Linked DNA regions of Homo sapiens: regions 1 and 2 are each linked to region 3. Evidence: chromatin contacts called from ENCODE Hi-C or POLR2A ChIA-PET data. All regions are on one chromosome and are shown on one strand. Each heading gives the region's core, a stretch centred on a gene start or an enhancer-like site at or near the end of the contact. The rest is flanking DNA. Distances are from core to core; before and after follow the strand shown. Region 1 overlaps CREB3L2 (cAMP responsive element binding protein 3 like 2). Region 2 holds the start of TRIM24 (tripartite motif containing 24). Region 3 holds the start of TPK1 (thiamin pyrophosphokinase 1).

The links. Hi-C counts contacts between places; a loop is a spot of excess contacts on that map. ChIA-PET counts read pairs that join two places held with the same protein, here RNA polymerase II (POLR2A). Pooled maps may share reads with other maps.
Region 1: a pooled map shows a loop between it and region 3 (5-fold over the local background). The contact joins the enhancer-like site here to the promoter of TPK1 in region 3. A Hi-C loop is called at or near these places in 3 of 37 single-sample maps with no recorded cell type and 2 of 50 pooled maps. POLR2A ChIA-PET finds 5 or more read pairs at or near these places in 1 of 52 experiments (PC-3).
Region 2: a loop to region 3 is called in a map of naive thymus-derived CD4-positive, alpha-beta T cell, with 8 times the contacts of the local background. The contact joins the promoter of TRIM24 here to the promoter of TPK1 in region 3. A Hi-C loop is called at or near these places in 1 of 168 maps with a recorded cell type or tissue (naive thymus-derived CD4-positive, alpha-beta T cell), 2 of 37 single-sample maps with no recorded cell type and 9 of 50 pooled maps.

The regions. Positions count from the first base shown.
Region 1 is chr7:137,983,976-137,988,186 of GRCh38, reverse strand. All of the region lies in intron 1 of CREB3L2 (cAMP responsive element binding protein 3 like 2), which reads left to right. Among named protein-coding and RNA genes, the nearest start is that of CREB3L2, 16 kb to the left of the region's middle. RefSeq lists enhancers at 155-264, 1,397-1,466, 1,797-1,946. Within about 2 kb of position 1,571, at least 14 of the 41 ENCODE cell types and tissues checked have a DNase peak (open chromatin) inside an H3K27ac peak, as active enhancers do.
Region 2 is chr7:138,458,204-138,462,210 of GRCh38, reverse strand. TRIM24 (tripartite motif containing 24) reads right to left here and starts at 1,952. Exons shown (of 19, transcript NM_015905.3): 1 at 1,299-1,952. The coding sequence starts at 1,662. RefSeq lists silencers at 1,081-1,560, 1,591-1,840, 1,901-2,290 and enhancers at 1,801-2,583, 2,987-3,497.
Region 3 is chr7:144,834,803-144,838,890 of GRCh38, reverse strand. It overlaps TPK1 (thiamin pyrophosphokinase 1), which reads left to right and starts at 2,838. Exons shown (of 9, transcript NM_022445.4): 1 at 2,838-2,924; 2 at 3,273-3,331. The coding sequence starts at 3,289. RefSeq lists an enhancer at 2,628-2,697 and a silencer at 2,998-3,097.

The DNA.
Region 1 (4,211 bases), core at 322-2,821, 6.8 Mb after region 3:
TCAGGGACATGAGGAACAGGTGTGGGAGGAGGAAGCCCTTCAGCTGGGCCTGAGGTCGGGCATGTGAGTACTGAGGACAGAGGTGGGTGCAGAGGAAGGAGAATTCTGCCTCAGACTGCACAGGGAGGAAAGGGCCACCCTTCACAGCCCAGAGCAGAGCAGGCTCTTTGAAGGAGACACAGAGTTTAGGATTCACTCCACAGTTTAGCTGTGTGGTGAATTAAATGGGTTTCTGAGGCCTGACTGGGAAACAGATGACTTTTTATCACATTATGTCAGTAAGAAAATGTCTTGTGAGTTTGAACCACCCGTGTTACAAACTTTTAAAAAAGGTAGAGAAAGGTGTGGTGGCTTATGTCTATAGTCCCAGCTACTTGCAGGAGGCCGGGGTGGGAGGATCGCCTGAGCCCAGGAGGTTGAGGCTGCAGTGAGCCATGATTGTGCCACTGTGCGCCACTCTGGGCAACAGAGCCAGATCCTGTCTCTCCAAAAACAGAAAGCATTTTAGAGCAGTTTTATGTTCACAGCAAAATTGAGCAGAAATACAAAAAGCTCCCGTGTATCTCTTGTCTCCCCAACACACAAAACCTGTCCCACCATCAGCATCCTGCTATTACAGACTTTTGGCATATGGAGTCATAAGCTGGGGTCACCTGTGGCAGCTTTTGATTTAAACTTAATTTTTAGAGATTAGTCACAGATAAGCCTCCCTTTGTAGTCCAGCAAGAAGCCAGATTGGCCACAAAAGCCTTGAACACCGAAGACTGTATCCTGTTTTTTGTTTTTTGTTTTTTTTTGCTACTGAAAACTTATTCAAACGACTAGGCACAGACCTATAGATTTCAGTACCATTAAAAAGTCAAACTGTGGTGCGGCATTTCCCTCCCTCTTTCCAGTTACAGATGACTTAGGCAGTAGATGTTATCCTTTGGAAAGAGATGGGATCTAGTGAGGAAACAGTATATATTTTTTGTAACCAAAGAACCTGACTCCGATCTTTGTAGTTTTGACTTTTTACTTCCTACCCCTGAATGGTATTCATTTCTGAGGCACTGCCAGGAATTGTTTTTCTGGTTCCACTCTGGGTTTGCAAGCTTTCTCTCCAGGCTCTCCTGCAGCCCAAGACCCATGTTGGAGCCGCTGGGAGAGCTGGGGCAGTGGGCTGAGGAGGCCAAGGCCCAAACCAGCTCCAGGCGAACAGCTGCAGCACAGCTGTGATGTTACCTGCATGGTGCAGTGGGGTCGCCCTTGGGCTCGAGGCATCATGTTCTAAGGCAGTCTTCACAGACACGTTTTCTTGTGTGCTAAGAGAGGGGCAGAAACGTAGCTGCCAAAAAACCATTTGGTTTCTCAGCTGTGTTTACAAGCTGAGGAACATGAGGCACGTCGAAATCCAGTGTTTCCTTTTGACTGAAATACAGACTTCTAGGAGGACACTGAAATGAGGGTGGGATGGCTGGGTAGATGGAGCATGAGGAAGTTTCAGCTTCTTATTCCCACCCTCCCAGTTTCGGTGTGGGATTCTGACTGTCCTCTTGTCTGCAGATTGCTCAACCACTGGAAAAGGCAGTTGGTAGGAGGAGCAGGGATTTTGCGGTCAGCACAACTTCATAGCCCTTATCACCACTGGCAAATGATTTCTTTAGTATCCCCGAGCCCTGCTGTCATGGCAGTCATGGAAAATGATGATATCTGCATGGTGCTTTGTGTCAAAGTAATGGATGAGCCTAATCATAGTGGGTGGAATCCATCTCAGGGGTGCAGTCGCTCCAGCCTCTGCTGCCAACTTGCCCTCCTTCCCAGTCCCATGGAGCTGGGGCACTCCCCGGCATACCTGTTGGGAAGCCCTGATAAGTGTGCTTGTCTGTTTTCTCGTCTAACAAAATGGAAACACCGTGAAAGCAGAGACTTTCTTTTATTCACTGCTGTTTATCTCCAGCTAACAGAACAGTGCTGTGCGCATGGTAGGTGTCCAGTAAAATGTTTGGTGAATGAATGGATGAACAAATGAATGAGTCTAGGCTTACAATCTGGTTCTGGCTCTCCCTACTGTGAGCACCTTTCTGAGACTGTTTCACAAGGCCATGGTGGAGGAAGATAAATGACATAAGTAAAGTGTCACTATGTCTGGTTTGTGGCCGCTAGATGGGGGATATTCGGTTCCTTTCTTCTATTTTTTTTTCTCCAATAGTTTCTGAGAGGCCTAGGAAGAAAATTTTTGCTGCATTCTGAACTCATGGATAAAATGAGTAAATAGAATAAGACCTCTGAATTGTGGCCTAATTGTGAAAGGCATTTAGGGAAAAAGACCTGAAATATTTCTTCAGTTCTTACCTGAATCCTCTTAGGTTCAACGCCTGGTATTGATTTGCATGACTGAATTAACACTTCAAATTTTCAGGCACCTGCTTCTGAGGAACTGAAATGTTTTTGTCAGTTTTGAGGGGGTGGGTTGGCAGCAGGTGTTAGCACTCTTTAAGTTACAAGAGGGAAGACAAGAAGGGGACGGCTTGTTCCATGTCCCTGTCATTTCCTGAAACACCATCTATCACTGGACACTGAGGTCACTTACATTATTTTTTCCTAATGAAAATAGTCTTTCTGGGGCTGATTGTGACCTGTTTAGGGGTCTGTTAACAGCAGGAAGGTGAGTAGGGGACAGCAGGATGGCACTGAGCAGTCCTGGTAGGGCTACTGCCTGCAGTGTCAGGGACAAGCTGAAGCGCTCTCCATCCACGAGGCCTGGGGCTTCCTGGCAGAGCACCTTTGGAATGCTGTCCATACACTGCAGCAAAGGCATTTAAGCCACGTTCTTCCTCCGACCCCTGGCCTGAACTGCGTCTAGCCTTGGCTGTTCCCAAGCAGTTGATGTACATATTGTTGAGCGAGAGAACCTCTCTGAGTCCTGCTTTCTTGGGAATCAGGTTCTAAGTTGCTCTCCTGTGCCTTCCATTTATCTGGACCAACTAGCATTTTATCAAACAGAGGTTATATGGAGATTCTGGCGTGTGAATGGGCCCCCTTCCCCCTTTCCATAATGTCTTATTATTGCTTTGGCAATTGCAGTAGGTCTTTGAAGAGGGAGCTGACTGAAAACTGTGCCCAAATCTCAATGTCTCTTGGAAGTTAAGTTACACATTTTTATTTTAAGTAAAAGCAAAAGAAAACAAACAAAACCCCCAGCTCCCCGCAAAACTCATTGCTGATAATGGAGTTCAATGAGAAAGGAAGAAAATGTTAGCTATTGAGGCTGACAAGCTTTAATGAGCTGCCTGATGGCTCTTCTCTACTGGGCTACGTTACTGTAGAAGAGTTTGCAATTTGGGAGACTTTGAGACCTTTGATCTTTCATGAAACGCAGACTCCTTTCATGGAGAAGTTTGTTCTTTGGTATTTGCCAACCGAAAGAAAAATATCCTGGTAGGTAGATTTTTTATTCCCCCATAGCTTTTTTGAGGAACTATTACTCGACCCAAGTTTGCTTTTAGAAAAACCAAACAAAAAGCTGCAGGAGCAACAAAATAAGAAGAATAAAAGTATGAAGATGACAAGCTTATCTGTCACTTGGCTTGAGCATTTGGTAATTTAAACATGTAAGGGCCTATTTATCTCATGAACCAAGCAGTCCTGAGCTAGGCCCTCCAGGGCTAGTGTAGTGCTTGATCAGGGCCAACGGGGCCCTTCCCGTGAGGCTGTTTGTCACCTTTGTCCTCATGACTACAAGATGACTGCTTCACTTCCAGCGTAACATCAGCCTCACTGGTGGAAGAAAGTGACGGGGCAAAGCAGAAAGGGTAGTACCTATATTAGGACAAGCCAGGGCTTTCTCTGAGGCCTCCAGCAGATTTCCCGTTAGGTTTCACTGGCCATCCCTAGCTGCAAAAGAGGCCAGGAAGGTGTGAGTGTGTTAGCTTAATACTTGCCACCCTGAATAAAATTGGTGTCTGATAGTAAGGAAGACGGGTAGGATGGATATTGAGTGGTCAAGCAGCAGTGTCCACCACATCCCAAAATAACATTTTCCCAAATTTGTAGAATCCAAGGTCTGGTCGGGACCTGTGAGATGGCTGAGAATGACGCCTGCATCTCACAGATAAGGGAGCTACTTTATTTCCTTCTACTTCTGTTCAGCCAAAAACCTCAGTGGCACTTTTTGGCACTTCTGGGTGTGGCTGCTCATCCCCTGATCCCCAAACTGTGCCTGGAATGTG
Region 2 (4,007 bases), core at 703-3,202, 6.4 Mb after region 3:
AAGATGGGCAGTAAGCATGCCTACCCTTTCGCTCCAGAGGGAGACGTTATTCTTATTATACTGGATAATATGTATCCCCGCCTTTTGCTCTGGTGGAAGACACTATCTCTATCTTCCAAGGCTGCTCTTTAGATAATATCCGTGAAAAAATAGAAACAAAGGGCAGTCAGTATCTCGCTGGCAAGGGTGCTGGCAAGAGTGAAGAAACGGAGACCCACGGAAAACTGTCTCCTACAAGTGGATACTGCTCCTAACATGCAGTCAAATAAATGAGTCTCAGCCCACAATCTATTTGAAGTATCCATTTCATACGCCCCTTGACCTAGCATAATTACTTAATTAGCATTTTATTTCAAACTAAATCAACTATTTCCTCTAAAAAGTATTAAAAATGCTTTTCCAGTTACACTGTATTTTTAAAAAGGAGGTGCTCAAATATTTGCAATAATAAAATTTAAAAACCGCCAAGTGTTCTACCCGAAACTGTACTCAAACTTACTTTAAATGTTTCAAACCTGTCAAAGTTAGCAATGGAACACCTGTCAAAAGTCTAATTTTACAGTAATAAACACCACAAAGAGAACAGTAACTTCCAGCTTTATCTATAAAATACCAGAAAACCCAAATCACTTTGTATTATTTCTCTTCGCCGTCTCAAAATAAAACCTTTGAAAGAGACACACAACAAAACAACGTCTCTTGGTTCCTTTGTCCCCAGCAGAGGAGAGGGAAGAGAACTGGGAACTCATTAAGGTAAAGAGCCCCAAACATGCAAGATAAGAAATAAATGACATCCGATCTGCAATCAATCATCAAAGAAAGTCACCATCACTTCATCTTCATCCCTCCCTTCTCCCCTGCAGCTCAAATAACGTGAGTATAGACGAGATGATCAGGATCATATGGACCTGGACAAAGCTTTGTGGAGGCAGCGGGCGGGTAGCAGTTAACTGGCTGCAGCCGGCAAAGAACCCGAGATTCCGGCTGCAGGAGACTCCGACAGAGGTCTGCAAAAGTGCGAGTGGCAGGGGCCGCCCGGCTGTTGAGAATGCGGAGCAGCGGCGGCGGCGGCGGCGCGGTCAAGTCCACAGCGCCCGGGGAAGTTGCTGGCCGAGCGCGACACGCCGCAGAGCGCGGGCCCTCCATGTCACCGTCGCCAGCACAGACCCTCCTGCTCGCCCCTCCCCCGCCGCGCACCCCGGGCGGCGGCGACATGACAGCGGGTCGCGCCGCACAAGGGCGCCCGCCCCCTCCTGGCCCTCTCCCCGGGCTCCCCAGCGGCCGCGGCCGGTTCTCACCTTGGGTGGCGAACGGCGACGAGCCGCTGACCGGCGAGCCGGGGGCAGGGACGGGTGGCGGGGTCTCGGCCGAGCCCAGCATGGGCGCGGGCAGCATGAGGTAGCGCTGGGGCGCGGGCAGGCAGCGCTGGCAGAAAGAGTGCAGGCAGGGCAGCAGCTTGGGCGCCCGGCTCTGGATGTTCTGGTGGCACACGGCGCAAGTGTCCAACAGGTTGAGCCGGGCCGCCTCGCCGCCGCGCTCCGAGTCCGGGCCCTGCCGACTCTCGGCCTCGTTCTCCCCGCTCGGCGCCGCCGAGGGCCCCCCGGAGGCCGCAGCCGAGGCCGCTGCCGCCGCCGCCACCGCCTTCTCCACCGCCACCTCCATTGTCCTGCCCTTGCCGCCGCCGGGGAAGCGAGAGCGCGGTCTCCGCCCGCCGCCCCCGACGACCTCCTCCTCCTCCTGCGGCTGCTCCTCAGAGGCCGCTCGGTGGACTCGCGGCAGCGCCAGCGAGGGAGGGAAAGCAAACCGGGCGGGGGAAGCCTCCTCAGGCCCACGGGATCCGCCTCCCGAGTGGCGCGGCCGGAAGGAGGGTATCTGTCAGCGGAGACCGTTCCTCGCACCGGGGAGGCTGCACCCCGTCCGCTTCGCCAACCGCCGAGGCGCTCGTGGAATACGCCCAGCCCGCCCTTGCCTCCCCGCCTTTCTCTTCATCCCCCTGGCCCACCTCAGGCCCCGCCCCCGCCCCCGCCCTCCCTCTCCCAGCAACTGAGGCTTCGGTGTGGAGCGCGCCGCCCAATAGCGGCCGCGCCTGGCGAGGGGGCGGGACCTGTTGGAGCCCGCGAGGCTCCGTCGGCCGCGGCGGGAGGTTGGGAAGTGGGAGGTGCTTGCCCAGCCCCGCCCCCTCCGGACGCCTGAAATCGCGGCTTCTGATTGGGCCTTTGTGTATGTTTCCTCCTCTGAAAAGATTAAGGGTTCATTTGTTAACGACCATCCGCCTGATTCGGTCCGCGGTGTTAGCTCCTCCTAGGGGGCGGGACCTCACTTGTCTACTCAATGCCGTTAATTAAGTAACTGCTTGGAAAACTGATTTCATTACTGGAGACCTGGTCTTGTAGGAGGAGTAAATATGGTCGGAGGGTCACAGGAGGAAGGAGTGGAGGTACTGAAGAGCAAACAAGGAAATAATTTTTTAAAATACTGTGTGAAAGAGGTACTCTGGAGGCAGCAGGGATATTGCAACCTAATTTTACTCATCTCTAGAATGAATGAGTATGAAGAATAAGGGGGGGAAGTTCTCGTGCAAGTTGGAAATTTTTAAAGGGTTTCCCCAATGAAAAAGGTGAAATTAATTTTTAAAGTCAGTGATTTGCTTTTTAAGTGACTAAAAGTGGTTCGTTTTCCCAGGAATTAATACAGATTGACAAATGTTTTTATTGCATAAATATAGCATCATTAAGCAAAAATAAACCTCAATACTGTTACCCAAATAATTCATAACTTCAGGATTCTTTTGTATTTCCTCCCTCCCTCTTATTTTATTCCCTCCCTCCCTCCCTCACCTCTCTACGCTGATATCAGAAGTTACGCACATTTTTCACTCAAAAAATGGCGCAGCTTTTAAGGAACTTGAAGAATAGAAACGGAATGAAGGAAACAAGATTTTGTAACACGTAACTTTAAGAAGTATTTACCTTTTTTTTTTTTTTTTGTCAATACTAATGAAGCGGTACTGGACTTTAGAGAAAGATGGAGTGGGTCATGAAAGGCTTTGCTAAAATCACAGTTTTCCTGGAGGACTATATGGGATGGCAATGGGGGAGGGCTAGGCAACGTAGCCTTCCTTCAAGACCTTGCCCTTAAACACAACCTCCGTAGGCCTCAAGTGAGAGGTTCTTTTACTTAATCACAAGACATTCAACAGCTCTTCCCGCCTCCCCCACCCATTGGTTCCTGTTTAAGCTTGGGATTTTTTGTTTGTTTGTTTTTTTGCATGGAAGTAGCTCTTAAACCTTAGTTTGCATAAGAATAACTTGAGAAGCTTAGTGAAAAACAGGTGCTTGGGCCACCTCCGTATTCAGTTATTCAATTTTGATAGCATCTCAAGTGATTCTGACCTGGGTGGGTCCAGAAACGGAAGTCTGTCCCACAGGTCTTCACCCACTCACAAATCTCTCCACGATTTCGTCCGTATATGCCTCTCAAGCTGAAGTCGCCGCGACTCTCATGCTTCATGCTGCAGCAATTGTAAGGCCACCCTGCTTTGTACACGCTGTTCCCTTTGTTTTAGTTCCTTCAAAATTCTGACTTATCTGTTATCCCCTAAAGCCACCCCAAAGTTGAACACTCCTTCCCCAGAATTCAAACCATATTGTATATTTTTGAAGCTACACCTTGAAAACATTCACATAATAGGAATGGAATTTTGTATTCAAAAATCAACTCCCTTAATATGCTAAAAATTCATTACATAGGTGGTATACAGGATTCAAGCCTACTAAAGACAAGTCCCTCTTATTCCCCAGATGATGGTGGTAGGGAAGGAAAACTGAGAAGTAAAATTGAATAGGCTGGTTTTGAAAGAATTCCATGTAATTTGATCAAACCCACTAGCTTAAAGTTTTTCAAATCACCATGGTTTTACAGAAAATGATCTTCCATCGTTTTAGCCTTCCTAATTTCACATGAGTAAAACAATCGTACATTGTACTTTGTTCACATATATGGAACTT
Region 3 (4,088 bases), core at 1,589-4,088:
GCAACTTCACCTTGCTCTTTTATGTTACGGAGATGGCTTCTTTCCTTAAACCACATGAACCTCTGCTATCTTCAAACTTTTCTTCTGCAGTTTACTCATTTCTCCCAGACTTTAAGATAATTCAGAATCAGGGCCTTGCTCTGGATCTGGCTTTGGTTCAAGGAAATGTTGTGGCTAACTGGATCTTCTACACGGACCACTCAAACTTTCTTCATAGCAATAAGGCTGTTTATCTTTCTTATCATTCATGTGTTTAGTGGAGTAGCACTTTCAGTTTTCTTAAAGAACTTTTGCTTTGCATTCACAACTTGGCTAACTGATACAAAAAGCCTAGCTTTCTTTTGACAAAACTTTCTCACTAATCTTGATCATTTCTAGCTTTTGATTTAAAGTGAGACACATGCAGTTCTTCCTTTCACTTAAACACTTAGAGGCCATTGTAGGAATATAAAATGGCCTAATTTCAATACTGTCGTGTCTTAGGGAATAGGGAGGCCCACGGGGAGAGAGAAACAGGAGAATGTACTGGTCCCGGGGCAGTAAGAAACACACAACATTGATCTATTAAGTTTGCCGTCTTATAAGGGCATGGCTGGTGGCACCCCAAAACAATGACAAGAGTAACATTAAGAATCACTAATCACAGATTGTAATGAATATATTAATGGAAATATTTGAAGTATTGTGAAAATTACCAAAATATGACGCAGAGACACGAAGCAGGTACACGCTTTCGGAAAAATGTTGCAGATAGACCTGCTTGATGCAGGCTTGCCACAAACTTTCAATTTGTAAAAGCGGTATCTGTAAAGCACAATAAAGCTAAACACAATAAAAGGAGGTATGCCTGTAATTCCTGGTATGAAGTACCATAATTCTCCATTTTTTTCCCATTATTTGTTAATTTATTTCACATTTACTGAACTTATCTTGGTGAGACACACTGTGTGGCTGGAGAAATAGCAGGGAAGGAAATAGACAAGGCTCCTGCCCTTAGAGAGCTAGCTCTCTAGTAGGGGGAGACAAATCATTAACAAGTAAACTGTGCTAGAGTGAGGATTCAAGGGCCAACAACTAAATTTTGGTCCTTGTTTTCCTGGAGCCTACATTTTAGGGTAATTAAATAAAATATAAAAGACCTCAACACTGACTGGAACATAATAATTGATCAGTAAGTGTAAATTTTTATTACTGCTTAAAAAATTGGTTACAATCTGCCATTGAATTCATTGTTCAAGATTTCGTTCTGAATATTGGTGATGTGTTTTTGCCATTTGACTACCTTCTATAATTTGCCTTGCCTGTTTATATCCTTGGTCATAATTTTTCTGGTTTGCCTTTTACTAATGGACATGTAGTTCTGAGGCAGAATAGGGTCTGGAGGCAGGGAATGTTAAGGCCGATTCATGCTGACTTCCTGGAACTAAATCAAATTGCAGTACTTCAGCAATGACAGGAAACATCCTCTCCATTTACACAGGGCTTATATCCAGTAAATGACTTTAAAATTTACTTCATCCTCTTCATTTACATAGGGCATAAGCCAAGTAACCAATGGAAACCTCTAGCTGGCATTTAAACCCCAGAACATTCTCTAACGGCACTCTTGAGCCCCTATCCTCGGGCGCTCCCAACCTATGGGGTGTACTTTCATCTTCAATAAATCTCTGTTTTTGCTTCATTCTTTCCTTGCTTTGTGCGTTTTGTCCAATTCTTTGTTCAAGACGCCAAGAACCTGGACACATCAACTGGTAACAGCTCTTCATAGGATAAACACATGGCAACCACTTGTCTATTACATGTGCAGATAGTTTCCTTGTACCCCAATTGTCTTTTAGGTTCATTAAGGTCATATTTAAACATGGACTTTTGAAATTTGTTGTAGCTAAACCCGTATATAAGCATTTAGGCTTCCTCCTTCTTTGGGTCTTTTCTTGTGGACTCCCATGCACATAGCTGTAAGCTTTTCCCCTGTTAAACTGTCTTAAGTCAATTTAACCTCTTAGGCCCAGGTGGAAACCTTAAGAGGGTAGAGGGAGATTAGGTTCGCTCACTATTGGAAAAGCCTGTATTGCAACAGTGACGCTCTGCAGCTGCAGATAGGTGGCTTAAAGTTTCTTCCAACAAAAACATTCTGTTTCCACAAAGCAAAGTAAGGAAAGCTCTTAACGGAGTGTTCCCTAAAGAAAGCTTTTTTTTTTTCTTTGAGATGGAGTCTCGCTTTGTCGCCCAGACTGGAGTGCACTGGTGTGATCTTGGCTCACTGCAACCTCCGGCCTCCCGGGTTCAAGCGATTCTCCTGCCTCGGCCTCCCGAGTAGCTGGGCCTACAGGCGCGCGCCACCATGCCCGGCTAATTTTTTGTATTTTTAGTAGAGACGAGGTTTCACCATGCTGGCCAGGCTGGTCTCGAACTTCTGACCTCATGATCCGTCCGCCTCGGCCTCCCAAACTGCTGGGATTACAGGCGTGAGTCACCGCACCCGGCCAGGAAGGAAAGCTTTTAACCCGACGGCTCAGGGAGGACACCGGTAGCAGGACTAGAAGCAGCACAGTGGAAAGTAAGTTTGGCTTGGAAGCTAGGTCAAGCATGGGTGATAGGGAATTCGCCACTTAGTTTGAAGCAAATGGCCTCCTTGTTAAAGCTGAGTGCAGAGGGCCCGGCAGCAGTACTACAGCTAGCAGAACCAGCCCAGAAAACGAAGCCTTGGAGACTTGAGGTGGGTAGTGCCGGACGCAGAGCACAGGGCGCGGCTCCCACTTGCCTCCGGCTCCCGGAAGCGGGCGGGGCCACCTCGCGTCCCGGGGGCTAAAACCTGCGAGCGAGGACCGCGCGCCAAGGCTCCTCAGCCGAGCGCCGAGCGGTCGATCGCCGTAGCTCCCGCAGCCTGCGATCTCCAGTCTGTGGCTCCTACCAGCCATTGTGTAAGTGCGACTGCTGCCGGGCGCGCGGGCCGCGGAAGGGGGCGGCCGCCTCTCGCTCCCCAGGTTCCCGGATGGTGATGGGTTCGCGGAGAGAGGCGGCAGGGGCAACCCCTCGGACCTCATAGCGGCCCGCGCGGCCGGTCTCCGGGGGCCCCCGCCCGCGGCGGTGCTGTAGGCGAGCCGTGGCGGGTCCCCAGCGCCGGGTGCTGCGCCGCAGCTCAGCTGGCTCCTGGGTCCCGGAGCGCGCCGCTGCCGAGTGCCAGGTTCAGGCGGCTCCCGTGCTGTTGGTTCTGCGCGATGTTTAATTAAAACTGAGAGTCTAACTTCACTTTTTTTTTTTTAATGCAGAGGCCAATAATCCGTTATGGAGCATGCCTTTACCCCGTTGGAGCCCCTGCTTTCCACTGGTACTGTATTTCTTTCCACGGTTTAGTGTCACTGACGTGCCCCTCCCCAGCGACGGGAACAGGTCGAAAGGACGGGGCTCTAGAGCCAGCGTGACTTCCAGCCTGGGTTCTGTCCCTGATTTCCTAGCTCTGTACCGCTAAGCATATCAGCCTCTCGCCGGTCTCATTTTCCTCATCTGAAAAATGAGCTTACGTATCAGTCCTTGCTGTGAGGACGAAATGACAAGATACAGTGTGTGTAGTCCGTGTGGAGCCCAGTAAGCGCTTCCCGGCTGTTGCGCCTCCACCAACAGCGCGAACAAATCTGGAACATAGCGGAACATTAGACATTGCAGGCATTAAGGACGGTCATCGTTGCCTGACCGTGATGCATTTTTAATCCATTGAAAGTGCCCCGAGCTTATCTAATAAAAGATTGGCAAATGATTATATCAAGTGTTTTAAATCTATATAACACTCAGGATATTTTATTCTTCTAAGATTTGAAATTACTGTGTAACCGAGTTCAGGCTGGGCTGCTCGCTGCTTGCAGAGCCAATCAACAAGGACGAAGGGCCCGGAAAGGAAAGTGACTACTTTCCAAAGCTAGCAATGGGGAAGTAGTCCAAGCTTCTGCCTTAACGAAACCATTTCAAATTTGGACAAAATGTAAGAGCTTATAAAGGGGCGCTTGGTATTGGGGCTCGGGGGCCCCAGTCTACGTGACTTGCTCAGATATTTATCTTGGGTTTTTGCCTCATCTGGTGAATGGGCTGGC